Regions from separate parts of the Mus musculus genome. Here region 2 is linked to region 1. Evidence: chromatin loops called from intact Hi-C (ENCODE). Cell type or tissue: left cerebral cortex. All regions are shown on one strand. Each heading gives the region's core, and the rest is flanking DNA. Links, peaks and the distances in the headings are about the cores only. Region 1 has its middle 56 kb from the start of Spata19. Region 2 has its middle 9.0 kb from the start of Gm30791.

Evidence for each region. Hi-C counts contacts between places; a loop is a spot of excess contacts. Peaks named below come from ENCODE experiments on the same cell type or tissue, not always from the same donor. Only the 100,000 strongest peaks of a DNase experiment are listed, where the experiment ranks them.
Region 2: a loop joins it to region 1, with 3.0 times the contacts of the local background. A loop is called at or near these places in 3 of 42 quality-filtered maps.

Annotation. Positions count from the first base shown.
Region 1 is chr9:27,446,850-27,458,789 of GRCm38, reverse strand. No RefSeq gene overlaps it. Among named protein-coding and RNA genes, the nearest start is that of Spata19, 56 kb to the right of the region's middle. In left cerebral cortex, for the core only: no CTCF peak of the experiment used is centred there; DNase peaks (open chromatin) are centred at 4,315 and 5,687; H3K27ac peaks cover 1,772 bases.
Region 2 is chr9:27,503,924-27,515,863 of GRCm38, reverse strand. No RefSeq gene overlaps it. Among named protein-coding and RNA genes, the nearest start is that of Gm30791, 9.0 kb to the left of the region's middle. In left cerebral cortex, for the core only: a CTCF peak has its summit at 7,100; DNase peaks (open chromatin) are centred at 4,478, 5,939 and 6,544; H3K27ac peaks cover 1,050 bases.

The DNA.
Region 1 (11,940 bases), core at 2,301-10,300:
TTCATTTTCATGTCTTCCTGGCTTCATTCTGGCCCAAGGTTGTTATTATTATTATTTTTTTCAGGTTCCAAAGGTTGGGAGGGGCTAGCATGCAGGATAACGATTTCAAGCCTTCACTGACTCTATCAAGTACATCAAATTTGAACTTATTGCTGAAACCACATCTTTGAATACAAAGCTCAAGGATCAGGGCCGCATGTACATTTTACTAATGAATATTTATAGGGCCACCCACAGAGTGCACAATCTTATACAAGCCACTCTATTTATATGATGGCTATTTGGGAAAACCAATGTGGTCTTAGAAAGAGACATGCTGTAGGTAGGATGCCTTTTTATCTCTCTCTAGGGGAGGGTGAAAGCCTTCATGGATATTTGCTCTTCTTCACTTCTGTTATTTTAAAGTTTTATTTATTTTAAAAATAGTTACAGCCTAGCCAGGTAAATATATTGCTATAAATCCCATTTAACTTCTTCCCCCCTCACTGGAATAGGCTCATAAAAGACAACAGAAACCTGCAGAAAATTCAATGAGGGAATAAGATTGTCAATACAGTGTGTGTATTTGGAAATAAAATGGCACAATCAGGTATAAAGAAGAGCCCACATTGGAGTTAATAAAAATCAGTCTCGAAGAAGCCTGCATCTAAGTAATCTTATCTTTTAATAACGAGAAAACTTGCTGGGGTTCTTCCTTCGGTGTCTGTTAAGAGTTTGCCAGCCACATGCAGAGATAGAAAAGACGGAGAGGGGAGAGCCCATCTTGTCTCTGAGCCCCATCCATGGGGATGGAAGACCCCAGGCACAGGGCACCTCACTCTGCTGCACGCACCCCAGCATCCCCATACTCTGCTTACCACTCCAGAATGTGAATGAGCCAGTGTCATAGAAGAGAATGAATATCAGGCACTGTTGTGATGCAAATCATGAAATGCGCTTAATGAATGGTAGCTATACTTGGTTAACAGATGCCTTTAAATATTCAAATGAAAAAAATAGTAAAACTGATCTCCAGAGCCTCATAAGACTATCTGAACTATTATATTTTCATGTCTCTAAGAAGCTATTGACTGTAAGACACATTATTCATCTAATAGCTTTCCTGGGGGAAAAGGAAAACATGATCATATTGAATATTATATACAATTTATATATGGTAATATTTTTGCTTCAATTGTCAGCTAGCCACAATCTAGAGTCACCAAGGAAAGGGAGTCTCAATTAGGGACTGACTAGATTAACTTGGCCCCTGGGCATGCCTTGGATAGATTTTCTTTACTGTGTCGAATGAAGCTAGAAGACCACCTTGAATGTGAGTAGCACCATTTTGGGTCTTGGGCTTTGGATTGCAATGACGAGAAGAGGTCCCTGAGCACCAGCAGGCAGGCATTGATTTATTACTCCCTGCCCTTGACTACAGACGTAATGTGGCGAGCTGCCTCAAGTTCCTGCCATCAAGGATGGACTATAACCTGATACTGTGAGCCAAAGAATCCCTTCATCCTAGCAACAGGAAATGAAACAAAGACATGGATATCAAGACACACATTTATTTTAGAAACACTGAAACGTGAGAAAGCATATCTTGTAGATGAAAACTACTACAGAATAAATGCTTTGTTTGAAGAGTATCCTTATATTCATTCTCTAATTTTTCACCAAGCTTTCATAAGTTTGCATTAATTATTATTTCCATTTTGCAGATGAAAAGAACCAAGCCTCTGAGATGGTATATAATTATCTGGAGAGAGCACAGCAAATAAGGCAATACTTATAGCTCTTTGCTGGTAAGTGTACTAGTCTTTCTGCCATCCTATGCTGTCTTCCTGTCATAAAATGCTAGAAGCTTTTGGCTTAAATATGTTGCTGAGCACAAGTGAAGGACACATATATTCAGATCCTGATACAGTAGAGTCTTCTTAGCTGCTTTCAAAAGCTCTTCATTCTTAATGACGATCATCTTCATCCCAAGCTAAAGTCATTCCCTCTTCTTGCAGAGGGCTGGTGGGATAATAAAGATGCAGCTGACTCCCAGTACAGAGAAGGTGGAGCTTGAAGGTTTGGCTTGATCCTGGGTAGCTGGCTCATTGGTATTTGCTTGTCACTTATCTCAGAACACCTCCTTTAGAGATCACCGTGGTGATCTGGCTGCTTAACTACCTGTGGTCTGCTGAGAATCTTTCCAAATCCTTGGTACAATGAACGTGCAACATCCCTAGAGTTTTACTTCGCTAGACTGCAGTCACCCATCCCTGCACTGTCTTAGGTTTGCAAGATGCTTTCTCCATCAAGTAGACTGGGGAAAATTGATCTGTTGTCAGAGTTTAGCTGAAACTTGTTATGACTTAGAAGGCTCTGGGAAGCTCAGCAAAGCTGAGCTGGGATATGCTTGACTAGCAGACATGGGCCTTGGTGGTAGCATCTGGGTATGGAATGGAGGGTGCTAGGGGATATCTGACATCTGCCAGTGCTACCAGCCAGCAGAAAATGTGTAAACAGAACACCCTTCCTCTAGAACAATTACACCCCAAACCACATCACGAGAAGAAAGAGTTCAGGGTCACCTCCTTCTCTCCAGTGTATGTCACACATTAAACTAAAGGCAGGGGAGACTGGCAAGGCCTCCCAGTCACTGAAAGGATTCTGTCTGGGGCCTAGGGCATCCAAATTCTATTTTTGCCTCAATTAGTGCTAAAGAATAAATAAGGTTATCCATTTGTGCATTTATATTATTCATCAGCAAACTACAAGTTTTGAGACTACTTTGTGCTTTAAGACCTCGTGCTGCTCCTAATCACACTTGGAGAGGGGAAAACCCTGACTGTGGATATTGAGAGGAGCACAGAGGCTTGGCGGTGACCCTGAATCAATGAAGGTTCCAAAGCTACACCAAAGTGGCCTCTGTAAAACCCAGACCCCTGATCCCCCATCACCAGTGGGCACGGTGTAAGACCTCAAGAGGGAAGGGAAGCATCTCTTTAAGTCTCATTTTGCTGCATCTCTACATAATTTTTGAGTAGAATGATGCTTAGAACATGAGAAAGTTGAGTCCGGTCATGGTCATTTGAAACAACAGTGAGACCCTCCACCTGTCAGAAGGGCTGTTATCAGAAAAGGACTGGGGGTGCTGAGGAGGGCAAGCTTGGCAGGCTGCTGATGGGAATGTGCATTGGCATTGCTGTTACTGCTACAGCAGAAGCTCCTCCAAATGTCCCAACCAAAGCTAGCTCAGAGAAGACATTACATTCAAGGAGCCACAGCAAGCACAGAAGGACAAGCACTGTGAGACCTCGCTGAAGTCTGGAATCTAAAGCAGTGGACATCAAAGAAGCCCGGAGTGGCATGGTAGCTGCCAAAAACAAGAGCAGAGGAGAAGTGTGGAGACACTGGTCAACGTTCAGACTTTGTCCTAAGATGAGAATTTAAGATGTAACACAAAGGAGAAAGGATACAGCGAGTGATTTGATTGCAGTGACCCTGTCATGGTGTGTACATATAAAACCTTAAATACATACAGTTTTATTTATCAGCTGAATATTTTTAATTAATTTTCAGTGCATTGACTATAAAGAATACCTAAGCTGTGAGACTGGAGAAATGAAACAGTAATCAACAGGGCATATTGCTGCTCTGGAGAACCATAATTTTGTTCTCAGCACCCCTGTTGGAAGGCACACAACTGCCAGGCACTCCTTCTCCAGGGGATCCATGTGTTCTCTTCTGGCCTCACCAGCGCAGACCCACACAGAGAAAACACACAAAATTAAAATAAAATCTAAAGGGCATGATGGTGAACATCTATAACCCTAACACAGGTGAGGCAGAGGTAGGAGAATTGCCACGAGTTCAAGGCTAGCCTACGTGACAAAACAAAACAAAACAAAACAAAACAAAACAGAGGAAGAAAGAAAAGAAAACCTAAACATGGGATTTCTAGAAAAAAAAAAAACAAACAAAAACAAAAAACCCCACCTTTTCTCAACCCCTCATAGAACAAAGTAGTTAGCTGCTAATGTGATCCTTAGCTCTATTCAGAGGACAGAAAAAGCATAACTAATGAACTCCACAGCCCTTACCCCCACCCGATCACACACACACATTATCAGGACACTTGGATTTTACTCTTCAATGGGCTCCTTCCTCTTCTGTAAAAAGAAAGCAGATGTCCTCCAGGCAATTTTTCTCTAAAGGACCTCAGAAAGCAGCATCTGCTGCAGGCTCTGCCCGCCCTTCCAGACGCTTCTGAAGATGAGGGAATTTCCTTCCTTCCTGGGCCACCCCTCCCTGAGTCTCCACCCACAGAGCCAAGCTTGCCTGGTCTGCTCCACCACAGAGCATGAGGACAGATCTGATATACATAAATCAACATATTACTCATTTTCTAGCACTGCCTTTGACAGCTGTTACATGAGCACATTGTTAGAAACTGTCAAGCAATGATACACAGTGCCTTTTACAACATATGTTGACTTTTATCTAATGTAGTTCCATAATTAGCCCCGGGGAAAGCGAAGCCAAGCATCCACCTGGCTGTGTGATCTCAGTTAACCTTTGCTGTGCTCTGAGGAACGTTACCAGGGTCAGGGTAGAGCCAGGGCAGCTGCAGCCCAGGGCTCAGGAGAGGCCAGAGTTTGGGGCTGCCAAGAGAAGACACACTTCCTTTACTTTCCTACCATCCGGTCCAGGAGAAGTAAGTCAGCAGCCAGAGCCTCCGGGAACCGGAGTGCTGGCCGGATCTGGGTGAGCTCTGGAGCCACATTAGGAAAACATCTCCCTGGAACTGGGTCACACAACATAAAAGAACTTCGAGGAGAAAGCTGAGTGTCACTTCAAGCATTATTCTTGGTGTTGTACTGTTTTTCTTTTAGAAAATAAAGATGAAAGTTGCAAACTACACATGCAAAAGAGGAGATAAAAAGCACATGTCACGGCAGGCTCCAGCAACAGGTGACTACATCACAATATGGCAGGTGACCTTGGGGCAATAGTCTAGACTCTAGTTCTGGATCCCTGGTGCACTTGCTAAGTATCCATGAAAGGCCCTCCATTTCCATAAATGTGTTCTGTGTCATTAAGGTTGAGTGACACGGGTGTTGTTCTTCATGGCCTCTTCAGCACCCTGGACAGTGTCTAGATCACTACATACTTGGGGAATCATATACACATGTATGTTCACCTGTATGTGCATGTCAGGAGATGCACTTATGTGCACCCATTTGTGGAGAGGCCAAAGGTGTATCCCTCCATCATGCTCTCTTATTCTTTGAGATAGGCTCTTTCACTGAGCCTGGTATTCACTGTTTCAGCTAGATTGGATGGCCAGGTGACCCTCCAGGAATCCTATGTCCTCTGCCTCTGAGATCTAGGACCACAGGCTCCTGCCACAATTCCTGACATTTTATACAGGTGCTGAAGATATGAATTCAAGTCCTTATGCCTGTATAGCCAGCATTTTGCTGCCATTTTCCAAGCAAGTAATGTTTTAATACATGAGTTCCTGTATGGAGTGTTCTAATGAGGAATAAATGAAAAGACACAAATACATTCAGTGGAAAGAAAATCGGTGCCCAGATATGGGTTATCTGATTTAATTTTTCATGTCTGCTTTGGGAGGCAGTCAGGAATAGAGCTCTGACTACTATGGAGGCAACACATCAGAATAAATCTGAGGGAATCTGAAAGCATAATGGGAACCAAAAACATGAGCGTTTTCTAAATATTCATTTAAGACAGCTGAAGACACATGGCATGTTCTACACAGACATGCCAAATCAAAACAGGGAAAGGCAGATGAACGCTTTGCAGATGCTCCCCTGTTCTTATGCTGTGCTTACAAATCCTGCTGAGCCACCCCTGAGTATCAGTCTTGCCTCCACCTCTGTGAATCCAGAGCCCCTCGGGGAGCAAGATGCCTGCTGTCTAGGGATGCAGCCTACACCTCTTTGGATTTGATCCCAGGATATTTATCCTGAAGTCAGGACACTGAGTGTGGCCTGTCCAGTGGTAAAGCAGGTCCAGAAAGCAACAATAAGGTAAGAATTGCTACATATGGAAGGAGAGGGTAAAGAACAGGGCTAAATAGACCATAGAGTAGACAGTCGGGGCTGGATAAAGAGATGTCCCAAAGAAAGAAGAAAAGTGAGAGGGAAAGTGATCCTAGATGATAAGAGAAGAAAACCTCACCAGCATTCATGATATGGAAAGTTCAAGAAAGATATGAATGAGAAATAACTCAGTATGTGTGCCAGCTAATAAAGGTTGGGTAACTTTACTGAAACATGTGAAGAAAATTATAGAGCAATATAATGAAAAGTCTATAGGCAGGTAACACATGGTTGAAAAAAATTTATATATACTGCAGAAACTCGATGATGGAAGACAAAAGCCCTATGGGACAGAGTCCAAGCAGTGATGGGTTCAGGACTTAGTGGTGGGTTAAATGGAATGGGAGGACACTGGGGTGTGGTCTACAGATGGGAGCATGGAGCTAACATAGCACTAGGCTATATCTGCTCTTTCCGATCCAAGGCAGAGAAGAGTGAGAGGGACTCAGGGCTGGGGATCACACCGGGAATATACTTCAATGTCAGAGTCTAGGTTATCCCATAAAATCTGAGGAGGCTCTAACATGATGGCCCAGGAACCAAGGCAACAGTGCACTGGACAGGTGGCACAGTGGAACAGCAGGAATGGAGAGAAGGACTTAGTGTGGAAAGCATAAAGATCACTCATCCACTAAGACTATCCTTTCACTGTAACCGAGAGAGGGGGAGAGTTGTCTGTCCACCTGTCTGCTGTAGTATGGCTATGCCCTTAATTCAGTTTGCTGGCTTTCGTGGATTTTGAGAACATGAGGTCTGAGCCACGTGAAAGTGGTTCAAAGATGAAGCCAACAACATCTCCAGTTCATAATCTGTTAGTTTGTTCAGCATCAGTCTCCTCATCTGTGAAATGGAGAAATTGATAGCACATACCCAGTGGTTTCAAGTATATTAAAAGAGCTGACACTTGCCAGTGGCCAGTGGGACATTAACTCGCAATGAGTGTTACCCATGGAACTGCTATATTATTAAAGCACACTGCTGCATCAGGTCAGAGGAACATTTTCAAACAATGAGAATGAAATATGTGTCCTGAGAAGCACAAGTCACCAGTGAATGGATAAAACTTGCTTACCTTCAGACACTCAACAATTAAGCAATCCAGGAGTTAGAAACCAAATCACCTCTCTCTAGCAAGCAAGGAATCTTGGGATTCCCAGGACTGATGAACACATTCCAATGAGCCTCCTCCCTCACTTGCTTCAGAGCCTGTGAGTAGGACTTCAGTCTTGTGATTAGATTAGCAAGCCCTCAGCTCCTAGTTAATCAAAAGGAAGCTATATGGGGCAGGCCTGACCAAATGAAAGGTACCTTTAGAATAAGGCCAAGGGTGAGAGAGGCAATTTCTTTGTGGTCTTGAAAATCCACAATCCCCACAGCTGCTAGAAAATGCATTCTGCCCAAAGCCCCAGGGCTCAAAAGAGAGCCTCAAGTCTTAGAGGGGACCATAGTCTAAACCACCACCCTATGACATTGAGCAAAGGACGCTTTTAAACTACCCAAGACTTTGGCCATACAAACAATAACATGGTGTTTGATTAAAACACCAAAATGTGGTGGTAACTTATCAGCAACAGAAAATACTCAGTGTTAATAAAAATGCAGAAAACAAGGATTTTTCCACTAATCTGGGCAGAGTACTTGGGTTAGTTTGGAAAGCAGTTTGACATTATCTATTAATGTTCAGGATGACCATGTATTAGATGGATTAGATGGATTACAAGGATGATCTGAAGAAGAATGCTCCTGGCAACAAAAGTCAACAGTAAAGGAAACCACAATCCATGTCCATCATAAGAATAAATAGGGGAATTATTCAACAAAGAAATTGAGCAAACTGCAGGTATGAAGAATATGAATGAATCATATATATATATATATATATATATATATATATACATATATATGTGTGTATATATATGCAAAGAATCAAGATTTGAGAGAGCTCAAGCTCTCTGTTAGCAAACAGGCAAAACTACACAGAAACATTAAATATGGGGAACTAAAGGCAAAGCAATAATTTTCATAAACTCTGAGATAGGGATTATCTCTTTCTTCGGGTGAGGGATTGTGTTCAGGAATGAAAAACAGGACCTTGTCAGTCTGGCAACGTTTGCTTTATAATTACCTTTCACACAGGTGTTTGCTGTATAATTTATCTGATTGTCCAGTCACATTATGGGCACGTGACTCTGAATGAAGAATGTATCTTATAATAAATGGGAAAGGACAGGAAAACCTCCAAATGGCAAGTCTCAGTTTACCTAAGAAACCTGCCGGACAAAGTCCCGTGACACAGACTGGAGGCTCCCCTGTGTCACTCCACAGACTGGAGCCTCAGATGACAGTTGAGCTGCGGGGACCCTAGGCTGGAGGCTCAGAGTGGTTCCCCCACTGCTCACAGTGCCTACTGAGCCATCAGCTTCATGACACCTGTGCCTGCTGGCAGCTGCAGTGGGGAGGGGCTCTGTCAGGAGCAGTCACTGGCAGCAGGCTAATAATAAGATTCATTTCTTTGAGACTCACAAGACGCGATCTAGGGAGAGCAGAGAATGCTAAAGCTGCCTGTCATGGTTCTGGGGGCAGGTTATTTATTTTTATTTTTTAAGGTCAATTGTTTCGGGTCACTACACTTATTAGAAAGGGATCGGTGGGAAAAGACCGTGTGCTGCTGCTGAAAGCCTAAAGGTGGGGGAGGGGAAGACCTCTATTCATCAATCATGCCTGGATTCTCTCTTCTAGCTATGCCCAATCAGGTGGAGACAGCATCAAGACCTGCAGTCATTACTGAACCTGGAGCATGAAGAGAAACCCGACTCCCATACAAAGATGGGGATTCCTGAGACTCATTCTTTACTTCAGTCCATAGCAGAGGTTTCTTTCTCTCTTCCTTCTTCATCACTGAGCCTGTTTTCTATTGCCATGTGATAAATTGCCATACTGGCTGGCTGCATACAGCATAAGCACAAAGTCTCTGTACATCAGAAGTCTGGGCATGGCTGGGTTCAAGACCCTACTGGAGCTCAAGCATTGTCAAGGCCTGAGGTTCTCATCTGAGGCTGAGTAGAATCTACTCCCATCACCCATGGGTGCAGCTGAACTCAGTTGTAGGGCCAAGGTTCTGGATTCTTGGCAGATGACATGTGGAAGCAATCCACAGTTCTAGTGGCCCCACACACCCTTTATCTACCTTCCAGGTCAGCAGGAGAGAAGTCCTGTGTGTGTCTGATATCTTCATGCTGTTAACTCTCAAATGCACACATGTGTGAGGGTGAGTGTATGTGTGTGTGTATGTGTGTGGGTGTGTGTGAATTCTGCTATCATAGGACTCAAGTGTTTAGCTCTGATCCACCTGAACTATAACCTTAAGATAAGGTCAACTCAATGTTCAATGTACAACTGCCAAACATCCGCATACCAGTACCTGGATTAATGTTTTGACTAACTGGAAAAATATGGATATACCAGAGACCGGGAATCTTAGAATTCTGCTTCCATCAATCATCAAACAGCAGTATTATTCTTCTGAACACAGAATTCAGGGGGATGCAAACAGATCAATGTGCACAAAGAGATGAAGAATGTCCAGGACTGCTCCAGCAGTGGGGATATTATTAATTATCTGAGTTGAGTACAATGGCTAGTCTTCACTCATTCAACAAACACATTAGGTGCTCTGGAAGTTACATAGACAAATAAATACAGATCCTTCAGTGTCATTTACAGTTTCAAAATGAGCAATCATACAATCATCATCCATTTAACAGATAGCTAGTGGAGGTCTCTAATGAGTGGGTGCTAAATACTGAAGGTCTTAATGACTAACATGTGTGATATACAGTCCTGCATGTACATAAAAGAGGTATGAGTCTCATAGGAATTCAGAGGGAAACGACAGCTTTCCAAGGTAGGAAAACTGAGCAAAGACATTTTCCAGCAGAAGAGACCCTCAAGTGTGGCCTTATTAAGAACTGGGATACAAGAGGTATAGCTTGCTGGTTAGAGAAACTGGTACAAACAGAATCACAGGGCTGAGAAGAAACAGAGAATTTGGATAGAAATAAGAAGCTCACTTTGAGAGGTGACAAGGGATAAGAAAGTGCATTGCTCAGGATAAGAATATAAAGAAAGATGGCACGCATTTTGAAGGATCTGGAAGTGCTCTGAAGAGCATTTACAGGATATGGCATGCCCAAAGGTTCACTCTCAGGAGGTCAATTTAATAACATCATTCATTTACTCCTTCAATATTTACTGAAAATCCAGTAAGTAAACTCGGGCACTGTTTGTAGAATACAAGTTAAAAATCCCTGACTTCATGGTATTTTCATTTTAAGACAGGAGACAATAAACAAGAAGAGTACTAAATAAATGAATTAAGTAAGACAATTTCAGATAGTAATAAGTGATGTAGATGACAAAATAAAGTAAGATAGGACAATCGAGATGCGAAAGCCATTTTAAGTTGGATGGTGAGAGGAGGCTTCTCTGAGCAAGTGCTATGAGCGTACCTGTGTCCTGGAGGCAGCCGGGCAGGAACACTTCCAGGGGAGTCTCTGGGCCAGAGAATGGGATGATGCTATTGTGAAAATGTATGTGAGCAAAGCAAGCAGCCAGCATCGTATACTTGTGTAAGTGAAGGGGTTTGGAAGAATATTAAAAGAGAAGCCATTGGCACCCAGTAGTACAGGACTTTAGAGGTCTTTAAAGATAGTTTGGATTGTGTTGTATCCTTGATGTAATGAGGCATTCATGGAAGTGTCTGCATCAGATGGAGAGCCAAAATGACCCAATCAGTGAATCTAAAATGTAGACTCTTAAGAAAACAAGAAAAAGAGCACTTCTCTAGGAAATGAAAGGCCAAGTCCACGGTGCTTTCCAAAGCCTAGTGCCATAAAGCCACCAGCAAAACTGCCCTTACACAACACTTATACTCCTCCATGTCACTGCTTTGAATTCCAAGCTATCTGATTTCAAATTTTTAAAACCCAACCAAACAATGAATATGTTAAACTTCTGATTAAAAGAGCAAGAGCCAGTGTGATTGTTCAGAGCATGGATTCCACAAGACTGTGTTAACACTAATAGTCTAATGAGCAGTGAGTGCCATTGTGGAGCAGGTATTGGAGGTGGGAGTTGCTTGTTTGGTTTTGTTTTTAATTCAGTCCACTTTATCAATTATTTCTCTTCTGGGTTATTTTTTTAATGTTGCATCAAAAAAAATTACCAGGACTAAGGTTATCTAATTTTTCTGTGTTGTCTACCAGGACTTTTATTGGTTTCCATGCCGTATTTAGGTCTATGATTCTTTAAAGTTAGTGTTTGCAAATAGGTTATGTCTGTGTCTTGGCTTCCTTTTGTACATGAGAGGTAAAAGTTCCCATACCATTTCTTGTATTTATATGAGACAGTGTCTGGGCTCTCTGTTCTATTCCAGCAATGTGTGTTCTTTCTCCAGTGACTGACTGTTCTGGTCACTGTGCCTTTACAAGTCTTGAGGTTGGGAAATACCAGCCTCTAATAATGTTCTTTTCCCTCAGTCCTGTGTTGGCCATTCTAGGTTTTGTGCCTTTCCACATGCAGGTTGGAACTGACTTATCAATAGCAAAACAACTTCCTTGGATTTTTATTGAAATTACATTGTTATAGATTATGTTGGGAAGATCCAACACCTTGAAATCCTGAATTCTCCTGTCCATGAACCTAGAGAAGCACTCTCTGTTAGCTTGTCTATAAAATCTTTTATCAGAGCTTCATAGTTTTCTTCATGAATATTTCTCACATGTTTTCCTAGATTTATACCTAAGTAGTTCTTTTGGGAAAGTGTTGATGTGAATTA
Region 2 (11,940 bases), core at 2,680-10,679, 57 kb before region 1:
GCAATATTTGGTGCCAGACAGGAAGTCTGTTACATAAATTGTTCATATTATCCTCCTTCTATTTCTAGACTATAGTAAAATGTCACTTCCTTGCCAACTTTTTGTGTGGCCATATGATTTGCTTTGACCAATGAAAAGTGTACGAGAATGTGTCTCTTCATTGGGAAACTTTTAAGAATAAAATGCAGACACTGTTGATGGGGATGTAAATTAGTACAGCCATTATGGAAAGCAGTAAGGAGGTTCCTCAGAAGCTAAAATTAGAACGGCCATATGATCTAGCAGTTCTACTTCTGGGTAGATATGCAAAGAAAATTAAATCAGTATGCTGGAGAGATGGCTGCTTCCCACTTTCACTACAGCATTGCCCATAAGAGCCACATGACTAGTCTGCCTGGCAACACATAAATGGGTAAAGAAGGGATAGATAGAAGACTGATGATAGATAGATAGATAGATAGATAGATAGATAGATAGATAGATAGATAGATGAATAGATGGATGGATAGATAGATAGATAGATAGATAGATAGATAGATAGATAGATGAATAGATGGATAGATAGATAGATAGATAGATAGATAGATAGATAGATAGATAGATAGATAGATAGATAGATGGATGAATAGATGGATGGATGGATGGATGGATGGATAGATAGATAGATAGATAGATAGATAGATAGATAGATAGATAGATAGATAGATAGATAGATAGATGAATAGATGGATGGATGGATGGGTGGATGGATGGATGGATGGATGGATGGATGGATGGATAGATAGACAGACAGACAGATAGATAGATAGGGTATAAGACTTTTTAGCCTTTAAAAAGAAGGGGGTAACATGGATGAGCATGAGCAGAATTATGGTCAAGGAACTAATCCAAACACACGAAGACACATACCACATAATCCCACTTATTGATGAATCTAAAACAGCAAAGAGTTATGATCACCAGAGCCCAGGCCATGAAGGAGAGGATTGGAAAATTGTTGCTATGAGGATTCAAAATTCCAATTAGGAAGAATAATAAATTGAAAAGATTTATCTCAAAATGCGACTAACTCATGAAGACCTATGGCGGGCTTGAAAATTGCTGCGAGTTGATCATGGCTCTCACAAGAGAAGGAGAGCAGTTAGCAATTAGCTCAGTTTCAGCGTTCTAGAGAGCAAGCATACAAAAACATCATATTGTTTTGATAAACATACATGTATTATTTGTCAGTGATTTAAATAATTAAATAATCCACCCTATCAAATATTTACAAAAGCATTTAACATTCCAGCAAAAGACCCACCTCACAGCACTTCCTCTGCCGTGGTGATGGTGAGCCGAGGATGGTGAATTAGCATAAGCCCAGATGAGGATAGCCTGGAGCAGAAGCCCCAGCCAACCAAGGATGGCATGTGGATCCTTCGAGAATGAATGTTCATTGGTGCAAAACAGCAAGATTAATGCTGGTTTGTTCTCAGGTGGCAAAACCTAGCCTATGCTGCTGGCTGAGCTAATCAGTGGAGAGTTTCTCTGCGGACTGGGAACTTGAGAGGCTTAACTTTGTCTGGGCTCTGCTCAGGATCTGAAACTCTTTTTCTGAATGCCAATTTTCTTAGGAAGGAATCATCTGCTGCTTTTGGAGGAGGATGGGTTTCCTGGATCAGGGAGTGGGATAAGAGGTTCCCCAAACTTTCACTTGGTCCTTCTTTACTTTCAGATCAAGTCCATGCCTCTCTGCAAGCTTCCCAGTTTCTGCTAGGGAGGAGCAGAGCAACCACACAGCTTCACACACAGGGTGGAGGGGAAGCTGGGTCTCCAGTGCTTTTGAGCAAGCAAAGCTTTTCAGCCTCAAGGCTGCCAAGGTAGCTATATTCAAGGCCTGGCACTTTTCAGTTTGTTTTTCATTTGTTTACTGTCCCCTCAAACACAGACACAGACACAGACACACACACACAGACACACACACACACACACACACACGCACACGCACACGCACATGCACATATGCACTCATATACATATGCATGCACACACACACATATACCATGCACAGGCACATGTGTATACACACACATACAGATACCATACACAGTACACACATAACCCCATACACATACATATACACATACACACAGAGACACACACACCACAGATACACACACTGTATGGTGCTACCAGTCTTTCATCTTCTATTTGTTCTCTAGCTATTAATATTGATGTTCACCTCTTACATGCTATTCTCTCTTTCCTTGACTATTTGTTTATTACTAATATTCCTTCCTTGTAAAAAATCCCATAGCATCATTACAGTAACAAAAACATGTGTGTTTGTGACTCCATATTTTATCAAAATTCTTCTACTAGATACTAATTCCATTTGAAATTCACAACCTTACTTGTTGCCATGAGGGAACTCAGCTTATTTATCAGTCAATTTATAAGTATTTACTGTGAAATTCATATGCTATATGGAAGATAGTGTCACAAGAACAAGTGGAAGCCAATCACCTCTCTCTGTCTCTCTCTTACTCCTCTCCAGCCACCGAGTTCCCACAATCCAGAAGTCATAACCTCTGTTATTCACCTCTGCAGGCCAGAGTCAGCTGAGGAACGATTATCTCATCATCGGGGAATGTTTGAAATATATAGCATATCCAGCCCTCAAAAACCATGCCCGAGTCTTGTGAAGGATGGCTAATGTTTTAGACAAGTAAACAATACGGGTTATATCCATGGGGTATATAGTAATGAACTCAAGCTGATTTCATTTTAACAGGAGAAGTTTTTTGAAACAAAGCACCGAGGCTCAGAGAGATTAAACAAATGGTCAAATATGATGAAGCCTGTGGTATTACTTCAACACAAAATGGATTGACATGGTCCTTGATGTTACTGTGTCCTTGCTTAGTAATACCCATACTAGGTCTGAGAAGAGTTTCAGTAGTCCAGACCCCTGGTTAGCTACTGGCATGAGGCATAAGACATACATGCCAATCCCTTTATCCAGATACAACAGCCCATGAATCTTGAGGTTGTCATTGGCTTCCACCATGGAGTTCTGTGGAAGAGGTGGGATGTCAGGATGGTGGCCTGCCCCCATCATCTACAAGGCAGTGCTTTCAGTCTCAGGAACCCCAGGATAGTCCTTGCTGCTCCATAGGAATCATTTAACCCACCAAGCCTGACTTACCTGGTATGAGTTCTAATAGAAAACTGGAGACTGGGCAATTTACAATAAAAAGAAACTGGTGTCTTCATAACATTAGAGGCTAAGGATTCAAGCACAAGGTGTTGGCTTCGGCTGAGCACCTCTCCTGTATTAAAACACAGACTTGCTCACCGATGCAACAATGATTAAGGGACTGGGGATGTGGCTCAGAAGCAGAGAGCCTGAGGAGGGAGCAGAAGGCCGTGAGTTTGATTCCCAGCACTGAGAAAGTAGGCTATGAGAGTTGGTCATAACAATCAGTCATGAGAGCTCTGCCCTCAAGGAAGGCCTCATGCCGTCATAGACCTGTTGAGAGGATACAACCACCACCACCCTCTTTTCCACACTCTATTCTAACATGATAACACACCAAGATGCCCTTACCAGATAGGACCCCTTGATCTGAGACTCAACCACCAGGCGTATGTACCAAATTCATTTCTGTTCTTTACAAAACACCCAGCCTGTAGTATCATGTTACTCTAGCCCAAGATGAGTTAGCGTCTTTCTGAATATCTTCTTCTACATTCCCCAAACACAGGGTGAGGGACAGAAAGTGCAAAGGATTAAGTCTGAGATACATGTGACATCTACTTGGGTGTCCCCTCTATGCTACCACCTCACAACTCCAAGTCACATTGTCCAAACCGATAGAACTTTCCCAACCAATGACAGCTTGGGACTAGCTCAGGGTCAAGTGTCACAAAGCTAGTCCTGAGATTGGATCCTACTCACCACTTCTTACTATATGTGTACAGTTCCCATAGACTGCATTTTAAATTGTACTACACACTTCCTCTAGTTTGTTTCTTCTATGTCCCCTGCCCACCTTACTAGCTGAAAGTCCCTAGAAGCAATGATATAACCCAAATAAGGCTAGGGGTCAGGGAGCGGGAGGAGACGGGAAACTAGAAGTTGTATAGTCACCAACCTAATAAGATGTGTTGAACATCTAAACTTAAAAGAGCTGTAAAAGTCAAATCAACCAATATGCCATCCTCAGAACAGATGACTGTAGCAACACTAAGAGATGGTATAGTAACCAGGCAACCTTGAATATGAAGGAGAGAACTTGAAGGTCACAACAGAATCCTATGCAGATGCTGGCAGATGAGAGAGTAGGAGGCACTTGAGGTGATGGAGAGAGAAAGGGGTTGTATGGCACTCCTATGCTTTGCAGAGGAACATGGCTATGCTGGGTTTGCTCACATGGTTCACTCCAGTGCATCTGAAGGAACCACCTCCCATATGGTTCCAGCTTAGAGGACAGGAAGCAGCCTTCCAACCTGCCTGAACTCGCAGATGGGAGTGGGAGGGTGAGTCAGAAGCAGGCAAGGAGCTGGAGTGCAGGCAAATGATGGAGTCTTCAAATCAGATTGAAAACCTCCACTCCAGAGGTCTGATTACCAGGTCTGTGAAGGCTCATCCACTAACTTATAATGTCTGATGAGTTTCAGGCTTCCACTTCCGATCCTGGTTGGAATTAACCATCAGTAGCAGATGTTTTCTTCCACCAGGAAGGGAAATCACAGTAAATGTGCATTTTAAAGTGGCCGAAGGGATACCATTGCCTCTGCCTCTCCACTTAGGTTCAGAATTTTTGGTAAAGTCCCCAACCCAATGATTACCTATAAAAATAGTAAATTTCAGGTGTCAGATTGTAAGATGAACACCTAGGAAAATAATGAAGATTATTTTAGTACCTCACCAGGGAAGACAGGTATGTGTGAACTGAGTGGAGAGATTTGGACTCTGTATGGAAGAGTACCATCCACTCAGTAGGAATAAACCAAATATAGAATGTGAACTGATCTCTAAGAGCTGGGTAGACCTTCCTCTGCCGCCCTGGACAGCAGAACTTCAGGCACGTGTGGATTTCACAACTCTACCAGTGGCTTCCCATCCCAACCCCTTGTTCTTCCTTTTTGACAATAAGCATTATATTGGCTAGTGTTTGTCACCTTGACACAAACTAACGTCATTTGGGGAAATGGAACCAAATCAGATAATTGCCTGGACCAATTGACCTATGGCGTATGCAGGGAAACATTGTCTTAATTGCTAATTAACATAGGAGGTCCCTGGTCACTGAGGGCAGTGATCTTCCTAGGCAGACTCATCTGGGCTTTGCATGAAAAGGAGTTGTCCTCATGGAGAACAAGCCAGTAAGTAATTTTCCCCCATGGTCTCTGCTTCAGCCCCTGTCTCCAGGTTTCCTGGTTTCCTTTGGTGATGAACTGTAACCTGTAAGACAATAAAGCCCTGATCCCCCAATTTGGTTTTGCTCCATGTATTATCATAGTAACTAAGGTTCTTAAGCCTTTGGTTTTCTGAGCCAGGCTTCCAGCATCCCCATGTCTCTAGCTCACAGATACCCTGTCATGGGACTTAGCCATCATAATCATGTGAGCCACATCCCTCAATAAATTGCTTCTCATATATCTATAAACATATATCACCCATCTGTCTCTGAGGAGTCCTGATTGATATACTGGTGGTCATCGTTTGAAAGAGTCATGACTACTCTGGTTCCCTTCAATCGATGGAAAGGTCAGACAGGTTCAACCAATGTGAGAGAGGACTGAAGGTAGAGGCGGGGAGACCAACAGGGAAGAAGCGCAGGTTCTTCTGAGACAGGAGTTCTCTAGCTGAAGACTTTATTCCAGGCGGCAGTTCAACCACTTCATAGAAGTTGACCTACTTAGTTCCCGTGAGAACAGCTGGGAAGGGATTCGCAGACAAGAATGCTGAACAGGGCTCAGAGCGCTGGAGTGGCTGACAAAGCAACAGAGCCATTGCGGTGAATTGCACTTGAGCTCAGGTCTCTATGAAACACCAAGTTCTGAAACCCAAACCATATTTATGGCAATCAAACGGCCTCACTCTTCCTCTTGGTGAGAATACAACTTAACCGTTAGAAAATGGCCTAAAATACAGAATTACAGAGCCTCTAAGATGTCACTCTAAGCCAACTCTTTCTGCCATTATATTAAGCCAACTCTTTCTGCCATTATAGAAAGTTAAAATATAATGGGCAAAAGTTTGGTTTCTCATTCTCTCTCTCTCTCTCTCTCTCTCTCTCTCTCTCTCTCTCTCTCTCTCTGTCTCTCTCTCTCTCTCTCTTTCTCCCCCCTCTGTTCTTCCCTCCTGTAGTGAGTGAAGTCACTCCATTTTTGCCAACTCATTTCCCCCCCCCACCCCCACCTCTTCACTCTCTTGCCTTCTGATCTTCAGCAATGTATTCATGTATTCATTTAAAAGTTCTGTCTCTGCTAAAGCCGGTGCCGCTTGTAATTGCTGGCGGCCAAAAGCTGTTCTGTTTTTTCTGGCTGAGAGTACTAGGCAATCATCAGCTGTAATTATTTCGAGTCTTGTTACAGATGGAACTTCGAGGTTTTCAGTCTTAAACAGAATTCATTATTCAAATGTCTCCAGAATTGACAGGAAGGGGTTCAGGGCAAGGCTTTGGTGAACTTAGGAACTATAGAAGGTCCAGAAGAGAAGGGCTGTCTGCTTCGTCAGGCATCCTGGTGGCTACATGGAACCTCACATGCTCCTGTCATCATCTCAGCCTTGGACTCCAGGTCCTTCCTTTTAAGTTAGCTGTTTCTACACCAGGAATGATGCAGAAACACCACTGACCTTCCCAGCTCCAAACCCACACCACCTTATGTACTTGTAACTCCAAGAGGTACACTGACTTCCTTCATTAGAACCCTTGTACCTTAGCCACGTGCTTCCTGGAAACAGAACTCGGTTGAGAAACTGCATGACCCGAGACCTCTGAGAGAAAAGCAAATCTGTGTACCATCAGCATCCTAGCAACAGATTCCAATCCAACTTGAGACACTTGTAGGAGTGGTTACCTGTTTCCTCCGGAGTGTCCTACAGGCTGTGTGAAGTATTGCTCTCACTCCCCAATCAGCTCTACAGACTTAGGGGGCACACTGCCTTAAGAGTGGATAACGGGGGGCAGAAAGGTCTCTTCTTAGGCTGGCATGCAGCTCAGTGGTACAGTGCTTGCCCAGCATGCATAAGGCCTACAGCGATCCCCCAGGAATGTAAAAGAAAAGTGTTTAAGGTGTCTCTCTGAGACTAGGGTGATGGCTTGTTCACTAAAGAGTTTGCTGAGCAAACATGAAGACCAGAGTTTGTATCCCCTGTGTTCACAAAGGAGGACGAGGAAGGAAAGGGGAGGGAGAGAGAGGGAGGGGAGGAAGAGGGAGGGGAGGAAGAGGGAGGGGAGGGAGAGGAAAAGGAGGAGGAGTGGAGGAGGAGGGGGGAGGAGGAGAAGGAGGAGAACAAAGAAAAGAAAGGAAAGGAGGAATAGAATTGAAGACCCAGAAATGAACCCACACACCTATGGTCACTTGATCTTCGACAAGGGAGCTAAAACCATCCAGTGGAAAAAAGACAGCATTTTCAACAAATGGTGCTGGCACAACTGGTTGTTATCATGTAGAAGAATGCGAATCGACCCATTCCTCTCTCCTTGTACTAAGGTCAAATCTAAATGGATCAAGGAACTCCACATAAAACCAGAGACACTGAAACTTATAGAGGAGAAAGTGGGGAAAAGTCTCGAAGATATGGGCACAGGGAAAAAATTCCTGAATAGAACAGCAATGGCTTGTGCTTTAAGATCGAGGATTGACAAATGGGGCCTCATGAAACAGCAAAGCTTCTGCAAGGCAAAAGACACCGTCAATAAGACAAAAAGGCCACCAACAGATTGGGAAAGGATCTTTACCTATCTAAATCAGATAGGGGACTAATATCCAATATATATAAAGAACTCAAGAGGGTGGACTCCAGAAAATCAAATAGCCCCCTTAAAAGATGGGGCTCAGAGCTGAACAAAGAATTCTCACCCGAGGAATACCGAAAGGCTGAGAAACACCTGAAAAAATGTTCAACATCCTTAATCATCAGAGAAATGCAAATCAAAACAACCCTGAGATTCCATCTCACACCAGTCAGAATGGCTAAAATCAAAAATTCAGGTGACAGCAGATGCTGGCGAGGATGTGGAGAAAGAGGAACACTCCTCCATTGTTGGTGGGATTGCAAGCTTGTACAACCACTCTGGAAATCAGTCTGGCGGTTCCTCAGAAAATTGGGCATAGTACTACCGGAGGATCCCGCAATACCTCTCCTGGGCATATATCCAGAAGATGTCCCAACCGGTAAGAAGGACACATGCTCCACTATGTTCATAGCAGCCTTATTTATAATAGCCAGAAGCTGGAAAGAACCCAGATGTCCCTCAACAGAGGAATGGATACAAAAAAATGTGGTACATTTACACAATGGAGTACTACTCAGCTATTAAAAAGAATGAATTCACGAAATTCCTAGCCAAATGGTTGGACCTGGAGGGCATCATCCTGAGTGAGGTAACCCAATCACAAAAGAACTCAAATGAAATGTACTCACTGATAAGTGGATATTAACCCAGAAACTTAGTATAGCGAGATATAAGGTACAATATGTAAAACATATGAAACTGAAGAAGAATGAAGACCAAAGTGTGGACACTTTGCTCATTCTTAGAATTGGAAACAATCACCCATGGAAGGAGTTACAGAGACAAAGTTTGGAGCTGAGACAAAAGGATGGTCCATCTAGAGACTGCCATATCCAGGGATCCATCCCATAATTAGCCTCCAAGCGATGACACCATTGCATACACTAGCAAGCCTTTGTTGCAAGGATGGTGATATAGCTGTCCCTTGTGAGACTAGGCCGGGGCCTAGCAAACACAGAAGTGGATGATCACAGTCAACTATTGGATGGATCACAGGTCCCCCAATGGAGGAGCTAGAGAAAGCATCCAAGGAGCTAAAAAGATCTGCAACCCTATCGGAGAAACAACATTATGAACTAACCAGAACCCCAGAGCTCTTGACTCTAGCTGCATATGTATCAAAAGATGACCTAGTCGGCCATCACTGGAAAGAGAGGCCCATTGGTCAGGCAAAAGTTATATGCCCCAGTACAGGGGAATGCCAGGGCCAAAAAATGGGAATGGGTGGGTAGGGGAGTGGGGGGAGGAGGCTTTTGGGATAGCATTGGAAATGTAATTGAAGAAAATACGTAATAAAAAAAAAAGAAAAAAGAAAAAGAAAACAAAAAAAAAAAACAAAAAAAACAAAACAAAAAACAAAAACAACAACAAAAAAAAAGAAGTTAAAAAAAAAAAGAAAGAAAGGAAAGGAAAAGCTAGGCACAGTAGTTTGTCTGTAATCCCAGGTTGACTGTATAGGTATTAAAAACAAAAACAAAAACAAAAGCAGATGCCTAGATCTTGGTGGACCACTAGCCCTAGAGAGTCAGAGAGACAAAAATCTATCTTCCTACTGACTACAATGAACTCACCTTCAAAAAGTGAATGAATGGAAAGGTATATCCAACAAAACAGACTTACTAAAGTTAATCAGAGGAGATAATAAAGGGTGCTTCATTCTAATTAAGGGCACAATTACCCAAGAAAGTATTACAATGCTAAATCTACATGCACCAAACTCTGGCACACACACTTTCATAAAAAGCATAGTCCTGGAATTAAAGACAAGGACTAACTCCAATTTAGTAATAATAGTTGGTTTCAATACTTCACTTTATCCAATAGACCTGTCATTTTGGCAAAAATAAGCAGAAAAGTATCAGAACAAAGTGACATACCTCAAATGGACCTAACAGGTAGCTATAAAATATTTCACCCAAAGACCAAAGAATATACAATATACTCAACAGTCATAAAATGTTTCTCTAAAACAGACCACATCCAGCAACACAAGACAAACCTTAACAAATTAAAAAACCTTGAAATAACTCCATGTATCCTATCTGAGCACAGTTCGATAAAGCTTAAGATCAACAGTAAATGAATGTCTAGCAATTTCACAAACTTATGGAGATGAAACAACACTTTGTTGAATGATGAATGGACTAAAAAGGAAATCAAGTATTTTTAAAATCAAGAATTAAATGAAAATAAAAACACAACAAAACAAAACCTCTGGGACATGTTTAAAAAAATAATCAGTCAGAAAGGGAAATTGATAGGTCTAAGCACTTGCTTTAAAACATTAGAAAGAGCACAAATAAATAATGATGCCACACAAGAATTTGGAAAAACAAGTCCAAATTGAGTAGATCACAAGAAATAATAAAAATTGAAGCCGAAATTAATAAGATAAAAGCAAAGAAGGCAAAGAATTAACACATCTAGGAGCTTGTTGCTAGAGAAGAAAAATAAGATTGACAGACCCTTAGTCCAACTAACCGAAAGAAAGAAGGCGAGAACCAAATTTAACAGAATTGGAGATGAATCAGGAAACTCTAGACAGGAAAAACATTCAGAATATTATAAGGGAGTACTTTAAAAACCTGGGCTCCACTAAGTTAGAAAAATCTAAAAGAATTGGAAGAATTTCCAGATTTATCCAAACCATCAGAGTTAAACCAAGAAGAAATCAACAACTTAAACAGATCAACGCAAATAAGAAAATTGAAACAGTTATAAAAAGGTTCCAATTCCTAAAATGTCCAGGGGCTAGAGAGATGGCTCAGGGACTAAGAGCACTGACAGATCTTGCAGAGTACCTGGGCTCAATTTCCAACACCCACATGGCAGTGTACAACTGTCTGAAACTCCAGTTACAGGGGACCTACCACCTTCTCATAAACATACGTGCAGGTAAAAACACCAATACACATAAAATAAAGATAACATAACATGTTAAAAAAAGAAAAAGAAAAATCCTGGCTCAGATGAGTTCACAGCAGACACCAGATTTTCAGACTTTCAGAGAACTGCAACTAATACCCTTTAAATTATTCAAAAAATAGTGACCCTCTGGCCTCCCCATGCATGTATACAAACATGTATACACATGGGCACATGTATGTACACACACACACACACACACCAAAACAACCCAGTAAGTCTCTCCATCTCCCCTGATTTTTTTTTCTAACACTTATATTCTTCTCACTCACCCACCCCCTTCCTCCAGCTCTCTTCCAGAGTCCTCCTTTCTCCTCCTGACTCTCCTTTCCTAGAGTCCTCCTTTGCCCTCCTCCCTGTCTCTCCTCTCCTGCCTCTTTTCTTTCTCCTGTCCCTTATTTACTGTGGCTTTCAGCACTCCTGTCACTTTCCCTACACATATTTCCATACACTCCTGCTAACTCCTTTCTTAAAATCACACAGGGACCTGAGAGGGGTCCTTGACCCAGCAGAGCCCTGTAGAGAGAATCTCTTGTATACTGTATGGAAACATCACCTGTCAATAAAAAGCTGATTGGCCAATGAGCTGAGGCAGGAAATAGGAGGTGGGAGTTCCAGTAGTGAGAGAGAACTCTGGAATAGAGTCAAATATGGGAGGAGATTCAATAGATGCATGGAACTGAGAAAAGGTAGCCAGCCATGTGGCACTCATAGAATAGAAGGAACAGGTTAATGAAGTTATGAGCTAGTCAGGGAACAAGCCCAAGCTTATGGCTTAGGCATTTGTTCATATGTATTTAAGTCTCAATTTCATGATTTAGGAAACTGGGGCATGGGTGGAAAAGCTCACGGATACAGGGCCCCTCACCAAGAGTAGAACTAGAACAGTGGTAGAAGTCCACAAGGGCAGGAGAAAGCAGCAACAGGGAAGGAACAGCAGACACCGATAGCTATGTAGACTCAACAGCACAGGAGCCCGGGTAAAGCCCTTACCTCTTCC